Regions from separate parts of the Homo sapiens genome. Here region 1 is linked to region 2. The links are chromatin loops, found by intact Hi-C in ENCODE. Cell type or tissue: PC-3. All regions are shown on one strand. Links, peaks and the distances in the headings refer to the core of each region. The heading gives the core; the rest is flanking DNA.

Region 1 (7,798 bases), core at 1,403-6,402, 160 kb before region 2:
GTTGGGATTTAACAGACTCCTTCACTGCTTGTCTGCCTCTGATGAGGTTTTGGTTATCTTTAGACCACAGCCCTTGGCAAATCCACGTCTGGACTCTTGGTCTAGATAGAACTCACCGAACCAAAAAATTGAGGGTGAGGTCACTGCTTGTAAGAGAATACCTACTTCCTTTCTCAGTTTGATTTTTGATATTGAGTGTGTGCTGGTAGCACTGCGCTTCTCAAGTGCTTTTAAAGTACCCTGGCTCTGGGCTGCAGTCAGAGTACTGTTCTCTTTGTGGTTGAGAAAGCTGACAGCGTAAAGGCATGTCACTGGGGGACTTTCAACTTTTTTCCTTAGCCAAGAGATTGGGCAGGAGAGAGAAACTTACAGAGTGCTAGGGGAAGAACTTAGCAGAGCATCATGAACGTAGCAGAAAATGGTCACTTAGTTGGGTAGAACCAGAGTAGTGAAAATGAACTCACAGCCTGGATCTGAACAATATCACTGGAAAGTAATCTTAGATTAAGGTTTTTAGACTGGTTTACACTAAGGTTTTAACTTAACGATTCCCCACTTGAGAATAAAGCCTTCTAACATTAGATATCTTACCTGTTTGTATGCTGTGGTAATAGAGAGTGTGGGTGCAGATACTGGAACAATGTATATCCTACAGCTGTGTTTGCAGAGCTGGGCAAGAGCCCCAAGAGAGTATGAAAAGGGATGTTTATCATCTAAAGTGGCGAGTCCACGAGTCTCAAGGTAGACATTATTCCTTGGTTCTTATTTTATGACTTAGGACAAAAACAACAGTTCATATTGTTCACATTCCCCTCCCTAGCTGCTATAATTAAACCCACTTTGGGGTTATATACGTTGTTTGTCACCCATAAAATATTTCCTAACACAGCGGGATCACTCACAGTCTTACACTTAGATAATCTATTAAGTATCCGTTTATAAAATATTCATAAAACAAAGTACCACTGTATTTAATTCACCTGGTTATTTTTAAATTTTTACAACTGCACGTTTAGACTGGAGCCTAACCATTGCTTTTCAGTTCAAAATTCTTGTGAAAGGGATTTGAAATTATATTTTAAGGAAAAATATTCTAATTATTGGGTAAGACTGTGTAGATATATAGACTGTAAAGCAAAAGCTGGAATTTTCTTTAAAACGTATTCTTTTTATGTGCTGACAGGTTTTACCAACCTCGCCAGACAAAAGGGATCATTTAGGAAAATAAGAATTCACTGTCTTTTTCCCTGTAGGTTGTCCCTGTACAGCCAGTCAAGTATTTCTTTGGTATTCTGGGACCCCAGTGATGTCTCACATGAGCTCGTAAACAATACTCTTAATAATTTTCCCTTTTGTTCCTCTCGTCTCCTCCTTTGAAGGTCACTCCTTGGGAAGCCACTTGAATCCAGGGCTCCTCACTATTGCTCCTTTGGCTCTGAGGGCACACTGATGCCCGTATCGGGGCTTTCCTGGAGCTGCTAAGCATGAACCTTTAAACTACCAAAGCAGTGGTGCTATGTTCTTGGAAGAATGCTTACTGTCTCACTCTAGAGAACTATGCTTGTCCTTCACATCTCACTGACTCTTGAAAAGCCATTCCTTTGGCTTCTTTTATCTGCCTTTTTCCGTACAGCCAAATAGAAAGCCATAGAAATAGTAGGGTTAGGAACCAGTTATCTAAAGTACACTTTCCCCTTGGTGGTTTCCTTCATTCCTGGCAAAAATTTTCCCACTCCAGCACCGAGAACTGACCAACCAAGCAAACCTCACAGAAGACCATCCTTCACTTTATGAGCCATGCCCAGAAATTTCTGGATCTCACTTTAAGTTCAGCCTAGGACGTTGATTACATTTACCTAAAGTGACACCTTACGGATTGCAAGGATTTCCATCTAAAGCAATTGTCTTCTGCTGTTCCAGTCACATATTCTCACCTCACTCTATAGTCAGCAGATCCCAGAACCTAGCCAGTCTGTGACCATGGAGCAAAGCAAAACCCCAGATATGTGGCATTAACCAGCTTTTACCATTCTTGTAAATATCTGAGAATAGCCCCGTCATTTTCATATATCTCTGTGAAAAGAACAACTACATAACTTAGCATCCACTTTTGAGAGGGAAAGCATTTATATCCAGATGATACATATATTATTACCATAAATATGCATAAGTATAACATAAACATTAAAACCTTATTTTTACCATGTTTGCCTACTTCCACCATATAATATGACTTGATTATTACTGTTTTATACATATATATATATATATTTTTAAAGTCTAGATTCCATGCCTACAAGTTTCTTTCTGAGAGGAATTACTTAATAGGTTTATGCTATCTGATTAGTATTAATTTTTAATACTAACTCAATTTTCTTGTCCCCACCAGCTAGAAATTTTTTAATTTGTATTTTCAATGCAGATGCAGAGTTTGCGGGGTGGTACAGAAGCGATAGCACGATTGGATCAGTTAGAAGCTGATTATTATGATCTGCAACTTCAGTTGTATGAAGTACAGTTTGAAATCTTGAAGTGTGAAGAGTTACTATTGACAGCGCAACTAGAAAGCATCAAAAGACTTATATCAGGTATGGCGTGCATTTAACCACATAAGTTCACCAAAGATTGAATACATGAGAAAATACTTATGGACTAGGTATGTTTCTTTTGTTAAGACATTTAAAAAATTGTTTTCTGTAGGGATAGAGTGTGGGGGGGTGATTTCTAGCATTTATTGAGCACTTACTGTTTGCCAGATACTGCTAAACACTTTGCATACATTCACTCTATGAGGTGTATTAAATAATAATCACCACTTACAAAGAAGCTTAAGAGATAATGGCTTTGCCTGAGGTTGCAGAGCCAGTAATGAGATTAGAACCTTGTTCTTTCCAAACCCTAGCCCATATTCTTTACCACTACTCTTTTTTGCTGTTCTGTAACAGAAAAAAGAGATGAAGTGGTATACTATGACACTTACGAAAGCATGGAGGCCATGCTGGAGAAGGAAGAGATGGCAGCATCTGCGTACTTACAGAGAGAAGAGCTGCAGAAACTTCAGCAGAAAGCACGCCAGCTGGAAGCAAGACGTGGACGGGTTTCTGCCAAGAAATCCTACCTCAGAAATAAAAAGGTATTTAAATATTGCTTTTGTTCATTATTTAGTCTTTTATCCGTATCTACTAATCTCATCTGTTTTGTCTTTAAAACTTGCTTATGTTTTAAAACTAAGTAAGCACTATCTCTTATCAGTGCTCAATGCGTTTATAGTGCTCTGAGAATTGCCCTCTTAAACACATTGGAACAGCCAATAGTGATGTTCTCTTTACCTCTAGAAACACTAATGGTGACTCTGCTAAAGGCCTTGACTACAGGATCCCTGATAATGTGATTCCTGGCTCCCTTTTTATTTAAGGAGGCCCAGCGATGTTTTTTACAAGCCCTGATTCTGACCTTAAAGAATTTTATAGATTGTTATTTCTTTATTTAACTTTGATTACATTTTAGAATGTTTGATTCTTGATATTTGGAATGACTCATTTTGTGGAAATGTGATTCTTCCTGTGTCTTAAAAAATGTTTTGCACTCTAGTCCAGATGTTAACTATCGTGGAGCTGTTTCTAGTCACTGTAAGTGTAGAGTTGGAATCTGGAACTAGCTCTCCAACCTAGACCAAACTGATGACTGTGTGGTACTGATTCGCTTTAAGCTCAAGTATTATAAAAGTATGTCATGTTCTCTGAGAACCCACCTTCCTGCTCTTCACCACATTCCAAGGCTACCACTTCCTCATTCCACAGAAAATCAATACCTTTGCTTTTTGAAATAGATAGCTCTTGCACATTAAAGAAACTCAGACAGGCATGTATCCACAGTAAGTCAAGAACCCAGGACCTTCTATCACGTTGTCCATCAACAGAACAGTTACCTTGCCATCCAGAGCCCTGGCTTTCACATAATTATGTGCCTTTGCTATTTCCCCGTGACAGTGGTAATTGAAACCCACTGCTGTGTCAGCCCTGGTTGTGAGCTTCATTTCACGTTCCAATCTGCACCAACCAGGTAAACATTGCAGGCTGGGCGCGGTGGCTCATGCCTGTAATCCCAGCACTTTGGGAGGCTGAGGTGGGTGGATCACCTGAGGTCAGGAGTTCGAGACCAGCCAACATGGTGAAACCCTGTCTCTACTAAAAATACAAAAAATTAGCCAGGCATGGTGGCACGCGCCTGTAATCCCAGCTACTCGGGAGGCTGAGGCAGGAGAATCGCTTGAACCCAGAAGGTGGAGGTTGCAGTGAGCCAAGATGGCACCATTGCACTCCAGCCTGGACAACAAGAGTGAAACTCCGTCTCAAAAAAAAAAAAAAAAAAACATTGCAGTGATTTCAGCAGGTCTTATAGAACAGTTTTAGGGGAGAATGAAAAGTAAATAAGATTTCAGAAGAGCACATTTTTGAGGAATATTAGGAGTATTTTATATATTACTTTTAGGTGTATAGTGCAGTACTTTTGAGACTCGGAATTTGCAAACCTGCAAGTTTTTGAAAATGCTATGCAATTCAGACTTAATTGAAAGTCTGATTTCATTTTAATTCACCAGTATGCTAGGCACATTGTTAGACTTAGGATACAAAGATGAGCAAGGCATAGTCCCTGCTCCTCCTAGTCTTTTAGAGAAGGCAAACCAGGTGAACAGATGAGTGTTCTGCCGGCCAAAAACAGCAAGAGCAGGGAGTGAGGAAAGGCTTCTCTGAAGAGATGACACTTGTACTGGCTTTTAACATCTGAATAGAAATTGGCCAGATTGATGGTGTTGGGGTAATTACAAGCAGGACAGAATAGTTTTTAGCAAAGACACTGAAGCAGAAAACAGCATGGTTTGTCAGAGCATTCTACATTGTAAGACATGCTGCAGGGCGGGGACCAAGTTATGGGAAATTTTACATACCACATTAACAAGCCTGAGCTTTGTCTGTAGTATAAGTTAAGCAAAGGGGTAGTATGAACAGATTCACATTTTAGCAAGATAAGGCAGCATGAAAAATAGGTTAGAGGGAGAAGAGATGGAAAGGTTCTGATTGGAAGGTGTCATTATCCTCCACCTCAATAAGGTTGAGAGGTTAAGACTATGAAGTAAGTGGGTGCCTGTGCAGGGTAAGAGATGGACAAATCTTGAACTGTCTAGATCTGACACTTTGCAGAAAAAGTTAGTAGGATTTAGTGATGTGGTGAAGGAGGGAGGAAGAGCCATTCTCTATCAACCCTCTGGTTTCTGGATTGGGCATTGAGGTAGATGATGGTGTCACCAACCAAGATGGAAAACCCAGAGGAAGAGCACATATGGGTGGGAGGTGATAAGCTGAGTTTTAGACTTGCATATAAGAGGTCTTGGGCATCCAGGTAGAGATGGCTGTGAGACAGTTGAGACAATTGGGCACCTGGGTCTTATAAGAGTGTATGAGATGGTCTCAGAACAACATACTGAGCAGGTGATTTTTAAAATATTTTATTTATTTTTTTATAGAGACAGGGGCTCACTATGTTGCCCAGGCTGGTCTCAAACTCCTGAGCTCAAGCAATCCTCAGCCTCCCAAAGTGCTGGGATTGCAGGTGTGAGCCACTGTGCCCAGCCTGAGGAGGGTGTTCTTAGGAATGATGAGGTGGAGGTGGGAGGCTGATAGGAAAGAGCAAGGGAAGGTGGTGGAGCAGGATAGATACATAGTTTGAGGAAGAAAAACCTTCATTGTATTTAATATTTGTAATTCAGGAAGCAAAACGTTCTTGGCTAGGGGTGAGAAAGCATTGTAAAGGGCACAGGCTATGAAAGACTGAGCTGCTGTGATGTAGTGCGAGGAGAAAGGCTCTAAGGAAAGAACACTGGGGAACATTTGAAAGTGTGTGCAGAAGAACGGGATCAAAGAGAAAGGGTAATCGAAGTTGGAAGAAGCAGGAGAGCTCGAAGTCATAGAAGTGAAGATGATGATTCCACACAACAGGATGGTCAGTAGGCTCAGGTGCTCCAGAAAGGTAAAGGAAGAAAGAAATGACTCCATGACATCCAATATTGGGAGACTATTGGGGCCTTATGTTCAGAGTTTCGAGAAAAGTTGTGGGCAAGGAGTAGATCTTGGTGGTCTGAGAAGGGAGTGCAGCAGAGGTTTAAAGCAGTGACTGACGGAATAGCAAAGGAAACTGTACAGGTGAGGGGTGAAGAGGAGCAACCTTGGTGACCATGGCCCACAGAGCTGTGTACTCTTCTAGCAGTATTAAGAGCTTCAGGCTGAACTTAATACCGGCTTAATACCAGCTCTTCCCTTGTTGATAAGTGTTAGCTCATAGCAATTTAATCAGTATTCTTCAGTCTTCATTTCTGTGTTAATCTAAATCTGAAGTAGGGAAACCCAGCCTTGGAGAATCTCTCCATTTACACTTGTGTGCCTGTACCCCAAGCCCAGCAACTGAGGTGGCAGAACTGCAGAGGGAAGGAGTAGTGAAATAAGGAAGGGTGGTGAAAAGATAGGAAATGCAAAACACTAAGTCCTAAAAAGAAAAGCTACTGAGAAGATCAAATATACAAGGAAAAACAAATGTCTCCCTATGTAACATAATCCTATATTCCCTTGTTTACATATCAACATGCCCAAGGTCACTGGCTTCTTGGTTTCTCTGGCACTCATCTTAAGATTGCATACACAGTTCATGTCCTGCCTCACCCCTTGAAAGAGTGGAGATAGGTGGTCCCCGGCTGTGCTGGTGAAGTCAATGCTTTGTGATTAAACATTTCAAGAAGAGTAACAAAAATAACAATTTTCTTTGTTTTTTATCTTCTTTAATTCTCCCAGTAGTCAAATGAAATCCAGAGAGCTCAGAAAATTAGAATCATTTTCATACTTCATTTGGTGGCAAAACCAGACCTGAGCTAACATGAAGTTATTTATTATCTTATTCTCACTTTGACAATTCATTTAACTATTACTGCTTATTATGGGATATGGTTTCAGATCTTGCTTATTAGGATATATATGGTATATACAACTTAACACCATTCTCTAAATTATCAAAAAACTTTGAATTTCAAAACATGTCTGACCTCTGTTCTAGATAAGGGATTGTGGACCTGTATCCTCATTTATAAGCAAGGGAACCAACGCTTCTGGTAGTGACATAAATCACCTAAGGAAAAGCAGCTAATATGGAGCAGGGGTAGGATTCTGTCCTAGACACTCAGAGACCTGAGTTACTGTATCACCAAGTCATGACATTATCTAACACGCCCTTTGTTTTCCCCATTGCACTGGATAGATTCTTGATAGGCAATAGAGTGAACCAGAGTGGGTAAAGAACATGAAGTAAAAAATGACATTTTGCTTTAAAATAACAGTTTACTGACTTCAAAGGTTATTATTTGACTTTCTCTAATTGAAAGAGTGATCATTTTAGGCTGGGCATGGTGGCTCACACCTGTAATCCCAGCACTTTGGGAGGTCAAGGTGGGCAGATCACTTGAGGTCAGGAGTTCAACCAATCTGGCCAACATGGTGAAACCCCGTCTCTACTAAAAATACAAAAAAATTAGCCAGGCGTGATGGCATGCGCCTGTAGTCCCAGCTGCTTGGGAGGCTGAGATGGGAGAATCTCTTGAACCTGGGAGGCGGAGGTTGCAGTAAGCCAGAGATCATGCCACCACACTCCAGCCTGGGCAACAGTGAGACTCCATCTCAAAAAAAAAAAGTGATCATTTTAGTATAGCTTTGGAATGTTGGAGACTAACCCTTTTATCTGGAAAACTTCTCCAAAT
Region 2 (7,798 bases), core at 1,364-6,363:
ACTGGACACAGGGAGACTAGTCAGAACCTTACTAAAGAATCGCAAATATTAACAAAGAGGATAGGAGTTTAGGGAACAGGATGAAGATGTGATAAAGGATTAAAGGTAAATTTAGGAAGCAGTATCAGCAGATAAGTAATAGATTGGATATAGGGCAGTGGTTCCCAAACTGGGGTGGGTTTGTTCCTCGGGACATTTCACAATGTCTGGACACAGTTTTGGCTGTCACAATGAGGGAAACTGCTATTGGCATCTAGTGGGTAGCATCCAGGAACGCCGCTAAACATCTACAATGCACAAGATAGCTTTCCGCAACAAAAAATTTTCCAGCTCAAAATGTTCATTGTGCCAAGGTTGAGAACTCCTGATGTATAAGACAAAGAAGGAATCTGAGTCTCCTGGGTTTCTACTTTGGGTAACTGAAAAGAAGACAGTCCCACTAGCAAGGATGGGCCACAGAAAGTAAAGTCTAAGATTGGGGAAGTGGAAGGGGAAGATGAAGTCAGTTTTGAAGGAGTTCAGATGCCTACAGGGTTTGGATGTAGAACTCTTGGGCCAGGAACTTAAAAACACTTGTTTGGAGCTCAGAGAAAACCAGGCTGGCATGCAGAGTTTGGGGAATCACCAGATTTTATGATGGGTATGTTTCAATACTAAGCATGTCCGTAATTTCCATTTAGAAAAAAGCTGTAGAAGAGGCAGTAGAGAAGCTATATCTAAAATCTTTAAGAGATTTACATATAACTGAACTCTTAAAAAGCTATCTTAAAAATCTAGCTCTTAATCTCTTAAAAAGACCTGTAATACATTTGAAATTGATTGTTCAAGTGTCCAGGTATCAAAGTTAATATCTTTTCATAAACTGTATAAAACTCATAAATAAAGGTTAGACACTGCTTTCTTTACAACAATTCACACAAATACTAACTGGATCAAACACCAGCATTTCCCGAAGTGTGTTTATATTGAACAACAGTCTGAGAAATGAATGGTCCATGTTCAAACAAGTTTCGCAAACACTGTGTTATATTCTAAAATATTTATAACGTACATTAGCATGTTAAAGGTTCTGAGAAGTTCTGCGGTAAAGAAACCAATCTAACACCAAATAATCCAGCATCTGGCAGATTATTTGACCTCAGAACTCTTTCATGTAATATATTTACATCTCCTAGGATTTATATTTATGGCTATGAGAATCAAAAGACAAATTCTGAGGTAAATATCTCACTGAAAGTTGGTCTGGATAGCTTACCATCTTTACTGATATTACTAATTATATTTATAATATAAAATTCAAGCCTTATTCAGTAACGACTACAGTATTATTTCTTAAACGGGTACTTGTTAAGAACACTCAAAGTAACTCTTCTAAGAAACTAAAAATTACTCTTTAAAAATTGCTCTAAAAATCAATTTTAAAGACAAATAGATCCATGCCGGGCGCAGTGGCTCACGCCTGTAATCCCAGCACTTTGGGAGGCCCAGGTGGGTTCATCACTTGAGGTCAGGAGTTTGAGACCAGCCTGGGCAACATGGTAAAACCCCATCTCTACTAAAAATACAAAAATGAGCCAGGCACGGTGTCGCATGCCTATAATCCCAGCTACTCAGGAGGCTGCGGCAGGAGAATCACTTGAACCCAGGAGACGGAGGTTGCAGTGAGCCAAGATCACGCCACTGCACCCCCAGCCTGGGCGACAGAGCGAGACTCCATCTCAAAAACAAACAAACAAACAAAAAAACCAGAAAACACACACACTTTAATCATAGAGCACTATCTATTCGGTAACTTCTTACATGAATAACCAGAACAGTAAGTAATTCAAACTACTTTACTGACATAAGAAAAGCTTACTGGAGTATTTTTCTGTTGATTCATAAACGAATTCTAGGAAATTGGTGTAACAATAATTCTCAAGTTCTTCATCTTGAGCTACAATTCTTTAAAAGTACTACATACAGTGATGGATGCTAAAACTTACTATGGATGTGGAAAACTGGAAGAATGTTAAGATAACCCTGAGAAAAAAGTAATAAAATCAGAATTTTATTTTAAAAACAAGACTTACTCAAACTCACTAGAGCTGACATAAAGAATTACTACATTTAGCTCTCAGGCATCTGCGTAATAAGAAAGAAACGAGGATCATAAAAAAACTAGAGCAAAACAAAAAACTATTTTCCAGGAGATACATAAGTTTTGGTCTAGAAAAAAAGCAGACAGTTAACATTCATCACTTGGATAGCTCTGATTTTTAAAAATCAATGATGATGCTGTTTTACAGTTACCAATGAAGTCTATACTTTCAAAAATATTATATGATTAACCAGTAAATCTTCATCCCAAGAGAGTGCAAAGGCATAGGTCCAATAAATACAATCAAACTCAAGGAAAGGAAGAGAAATTGTACATTTCCTGGTATACCTTTAATGCCTAGCTTAGAAGTATCCTTTTCAGATATGTAAGTACAAATGGCTACTGCAGCAAAGGAGATTATAAAGAAGGTTATGGTTTCAAATAATTTCCTTTCTTTTTAATTTTCCAAAAGAAAGTAGCCTGAAAGTATTCTAAGTATTCTAAGAAGTATTAGAAATAAGGCTGGTAATATTTTCCACTGAGGATTTGACTCTGCTGCAGACCCTGTTCGCTGACTATCTACCAACTGTTCTTCCTTGCTGCTCCCCAACAAACCTCAGATACTCTACCCTCTTCCATATGACTGTGAGCTTCGCTAAGGATAATCATGGCAATCCCATTCTTGCCAGAAGTTGGGTTAGGAATGGACCTCTGAAACAATTCCAAGAAATAACCAAGAAAAGTTTGCTAGAAACTTCTAGGTACACTCACAGACAGTACACATGTAAGAAGGAATATTCTCTGAAACGGTATGTTTGCATGTGACATCAGGACCTAAAGAAACCCTTAGTGCTGTGAGGGGCGCATACCTGAGACCAAAGCCAACATTCTCTGTCGATAATAGCATACGGAAAAACAAAGACTCTGGTTCCTTGATGATGTCACTGGACCAACAAATCACCTTATCTCCAGGCTTCTATATGATAATACGTTTGCTAATTGTTTCAAACAGTTGTCATTTAAAAAACTATGCAAATGAAAACTGAGGAAAGAGGCTTACTTACAATAAACTCTGCACTAACATGCCCCCCCAATACTGTAATTGGTGGCAGTTCAGAACTATACAAGCTACACACTGGTCATTCATTCACTTCATAACACCACCCCACAGTATACACAATTTGATTTTGGGGTCCCCATTTAAAATTGTAGAACCAACAGAGCAATTTATAAGAATAACTGCATTGAGATGGGTGGGAAGAGGAAGAAATGGAAAGGTAAATGTGGAACTGGCAAAAATTCACCACTAGTTGACTTTCTGCAATAAGGATTTAAAATCCAAAGCTTTCAATTAAAAAAATAGTAATATAAGAGCTTATTAGAGCTATGGAGGCAACCACTAAAAGAAATAAAAATTACATTTTTTAAAAGTAGTTGCTTCTGGGGATGGGGCTCAATTACTTCGCTTTCTTATCCTTTAGGTATTGTTTAATTTTTCTTAACCTTGTATAGGTATTAAAATATCTTTCTAAAATGGCACTGTGAAGAAATTACACTTACATAACAATTAACGATGGAAAATAATGCTTTAGGGGCCATTTTTGAAGACTGCCAAAGAATCAAAGAATGACAATTTTAACAGGTTGGAACTCAACTGAGAGGAATAAGGGAAAGTAGGAGAGGAGCGAAATCCAAACATGCCTAACTGTAGGACTACAGGTGCTGAAGGTACATCCAATTCCCGACAAAAACATCCCCCTTGATTTGAAGTAAACAGGAAAGTAAGACAAAAAACATTCTACCCTCAGCTTGCTTTTGGGTGACTGAAGTGGCAAGAGAAGCTGAACAATACTTGTTCAGGCCAAAATGAGAATGACAAGGATAAGTCCAGGAATAGACGGACACTAATTACCATTTAACTTGATAGGTAATGGCTGGAGAATTTAGTTTCAGTGCCACTATGAAGTGGCATAGCATGACTTTGGATGCAGCAGCTCAAGCACTGGAATTTCCTAGAAAGAATTATCCTGTACAACTTAATAATATAAATTGAAACTCCACACGATTATCAGGGAACTGGTTTAAATCTCACCACCTCCTCTCTTTCTCATACATATATCCTACCCCATGAAAAATCTCATTAAGATACCTGTTTTGATGCTGCTCAGAGATTATGACTGCATAATATAACATACTACCAACTGTATGTCCCTATGCCATGATATGTGTAATAAGCTGATTGCTTATACATACAATGTTCTTTTTTAAAAACCATATACGAACTTTGAAGAATGCAAAGGTTTTTCTGCTAATGGCTACCCAACACATAATTATACTGCAACAACTCCACCTAGTGATGAACCAAAAATATAGCAGGTGCATGTTTTTTAAAACCTGGAAGTTACTCTATAGCAAATACAAAATTGTAAAGTAACCTTGCTATAATAGAAGTATCGAGACTTCTGGAAGGATTTTTTTTTTTAATTGTATGATCTGGCCAGGCACAGTGGCTCACCTCTGTAGTCCTAGTGCTGTGGGAGGCCAAAGCGGGAGGATCGCTTGAGCCCATGAGTTCCAGACCAGGTTGGCCAACAGCAAGACCTCGCCTCCATAAAAAATTTAAAAATTAGCTGGCTGTGGTGGCACATGCCTATAGTCTCAGCTACTCAAGAGGATGAGGCAGGAGGATCATTTGAGCCCAGGAGTTGGAGGCTGCAGCGAGCTATGATTGTACACCACTGCATTCCAGGATGGGTGACAGAGCAAGACCCTGTCTCTTTAAAAAAGAAAAAAAAATGTATGATCTGAATTCCTTGATCTTTTAATCTGTTGGGTGAACACTGAAATTAAAGGTTTTAAAAAATAATTGTTTGCATTATAGTTATCAGAAATATTTTCATGACATTAAGTATTTAATTGATGTATTTGAAGAAAATATCAAATCTAAAATTTCCATTTGGAAATTAAGATTCTTAAATTATATAAAAATACACTTAAAGAGTAACAGTACTGTTTACATTTCTTCTTTTTTTTTTTTTTTTTTTTTTTTTTGAGACAGAGTCTCGCTCTGTCGCCCAGGCTGGAGTGCAGTGGTGCAATCTTGGCTCACTGCAAGCTCCACCTCCCAGGTTCACGCCATTCTCCTGCCTCAGCCTCCCGAGTAGCTGGGACTACAGGCACCCGTCACCACACCCTGCTAATTTTTTGTATTTTTTAGTAGAGATGGGGTTTCACCGTGTTAGCCAGGATGGTCTCGATCTCCTGTCCTCGTGATCCGCCGGCCTCAGCCTCACAAAGTGCTGGGATTACGGGCGTGAGCTACTGTTTACATTTCTTATATGTCACCTCTTACTTTAAGAGTAGTTTTTATAATCTATAGGACATGGTATTAGTTATTAAGAGATTTTAGTACTTACTCTTGGCCACTTTAATAAGTAGCTATAAAGTATTAAGGAATATGCTGAAATTCAGAGTAAAAAGCAAGCAACCTCATTCAATGCACATTTAAGCAACATCTTCAATGTTCAAAGAAACTTGCTTGGTATGTATTAAATAACTGCCAAGTGACTTTGTCCTTACCACCCATTAAAAACCCCATCCATTTCAGGTAAAATTTCAGTGTTTAAAAATATATCAAGTATGCCTGATAGATCACATTTAAAATTACATTTTTAGGCTGGGTGTGGTGGCTCATACCTGTAATCCCAGCACTTTCGGAGGCTGAGACAGGCAGATTGCCTGAGCCCAGGAGTTCAAGACCAGCTGGGCAATATGGGGAAACCCCATCTCTACAAAAAATTAGCCGGGCATGGTGGCGCACACCTGTGGTCCCAGCTACTTGACAGGAGAGATCACCTGAGCCAGGTAAGTCAAGGCTGCAGTGAGCTGAGATCGTGCCACTGCACTCCAGCCTGGCCAACAGAGGAGACCCTGTCTCAAAAATAATAATAATAATAATAATAATAAATAAATTACAATTAGAATTGATATGGCACATTCCATTTTACTTGACTTTAAATATTCTCCTCTTCCCAAATGATTTCCACTAACTCAAGCTAAATTCTGAGAACTGACAGTATATGCCTGGGAAATCTAAAGAAAGTAATCTCTTGTTAATAACTAGAATTTAATTATTGTTAATATAGGTAGTACTATTTGACCTATTGCCAAATAGGTTAAACTCCTGGCGTTTTATTAAAAATCTAAGTGATTTCCCAATAGACATCCAGTTCTTAAAAACTATTTTTTTTTTAGACAGAGTCTCACTCTGTCACCAAGCTGGAGTGCAGTGGCACAATCTCGGCTCACTGCAACCTCTGCCCCCTGGATTCAAGCAATTCTCCTGCCTCAGCCTCCCAAGTAGCTAGGATTACAGGTGTGCACCACCACACTTGGCTAATTTTTGTATTTTTAGTAGAGATAGGGTTTCACCATGTTGGCCAGGATGGTCTCGATCTCTTGATCTTGTGATCTGCCTGCCTCGGCCTCCCAATGTGCTGGGATTACAGGTGTGAGCCACTGTGCCCGGCCTTAAAAACTTTAAAAACAAATGAATTAGGCTGGGCGCAGAGGATCAGGCCTGTAATCCTAGCACTTTGGGAAGCTAAGGCGGGCGGATCACTTGAGGTCAAGACCAGCCTGGTCAACATGGTGAAACCATGTCTCTACTAAAAATAAAAAAATTAGCTGGGCGTGCTGGCAGGGGCCTGTAATCCCAGCTACTCAGGAGGCTGAGGCAGGAGAATGGCTTGAACCTGGGAGGCTGAGGTTGCAGTGAGCCGAGATTGCACCATTGCATTCCAGCCTGCGCAACAAGAGTGAAACTCCATCTCAAAAAAAAAAAAAAAAAAAAAACTAATGAAATGCTATAAAGGCCATTTAAGTGCTAATATCACCTTCAACGAACAATCATAATACTCTAAGGTACACTTTTCTACTTGCTACAAACTAAATGAGTGGATGTTCAGTCCATATAATATCTAAACAAATAAATATTCTAATAAGTAAACTCAGGATTGAAGAGAAAGATTCAGAGATACTTGAACAAAATGTTAACATTTGTGAAATTTGAAAAGTGGATATGTGTATAGTATTCCCTGTATTATTGTGAATATTTTAAATTGCTCAAAACAAACAATAAAACGTCACAGCACTTCTCTAGTTCTTATTGACAATGCAAAATTTGAATAATCGGCCACATTTTACTTTATATAATATAGGCCGGTGTTTTGTTTTGAGACAGGGTTTTGCCCTGTTGCCCAGGCTGGAGTGCAGTGGTGCGATCAGAGCTCACTTCAGCCTTGACCTCTCAGGCTCAAGCGATCCTCCTGCCTTAGCCTCCAGAGTAGCTGGGACTACAGATGAGCGTGCACCACCACATCCAGCTTTTTTTAGTTTCTAGAGATGGGGTTTCACTGTTACCCATGCTGGTCTCAAACTCCTGGGCTCATGCGATCCTCTCACTTTTCGGCCTCCTAAAGTGCTGCGATTAAAGGTATGAGCCACCATGCCCAGCCTAGGTCATTTAACTGCCACATAACAATACATGTTATGATTAGAATTACACTATCCAGTATGGTAGCCACTAGCCACCTGACCACTACGCATGTGAAATTCAGCTGGTGCAACTGAGAAAGTGAATTAATTTAAACTTTATCTGATACTCAGTTCAGTGTCTGAAAAGCTTTTAAATATATATGGAACAACCTGGGTATGTGA

Evidence for each region. Hi-C counts contacts between places; a loop is a spot of excess contacts. Peaks named below come from ENCODE experiments on the same cell type or tissue, not always from the same donor. Only the 100,000 strongest peaks of a DNase experiment are listed, where the experiment ranks them.
Region 1: a loop joins it to region 2, with 2.7 times the contacts of the local background. A loop is called at or near these places in 2 of 110 quality-filtered maps.

What each region holds. Positions count from the first base shown.
Region 1 is chr5:79,297,731-79,305,528 of GRCh38, forward strand. It overlaps JMY (junction mediating and regulatory protein, p53 cofactor), which reads left to right. Exons shown (of 11, transcript NM_152405.5): 5 at 2,423-2,588; 6 at 2,946-3,133. Among named protein-coding and RNA genes, the nearest start is that of JMY, 65 kb to the left of the region's middle. In PC-3, for the core only: no CTCF peak of the experiment used is centred there; a DNase peak (open chromatin) is centred at 3,531; H3K4me3 peaks cover 436 bases; H3K27ac peaks cover 1,261 bases.
Region 2 is chr5:79,460,480-79,468,277 of GRCh38, forward strand. All of the region lies in intron 1 of HOMER1 (homer scaffold protein 1), which reads right to left. LOC107986426 (a long non-coding RNA gene) reads right to left here. Exons shown (of 3, transcript XR_001742758.2): 3 at 7,530-7,798. Among named protein-coding and RNA genes, the nearest start is that of HOMER1, 50 kb to the right of the region's middle. In PC-3, for the core only: a CTCF peak has its summit at 4,429; no DNase peak of the experiment used is centred there; H3K4me3 peaks cover 319 bases.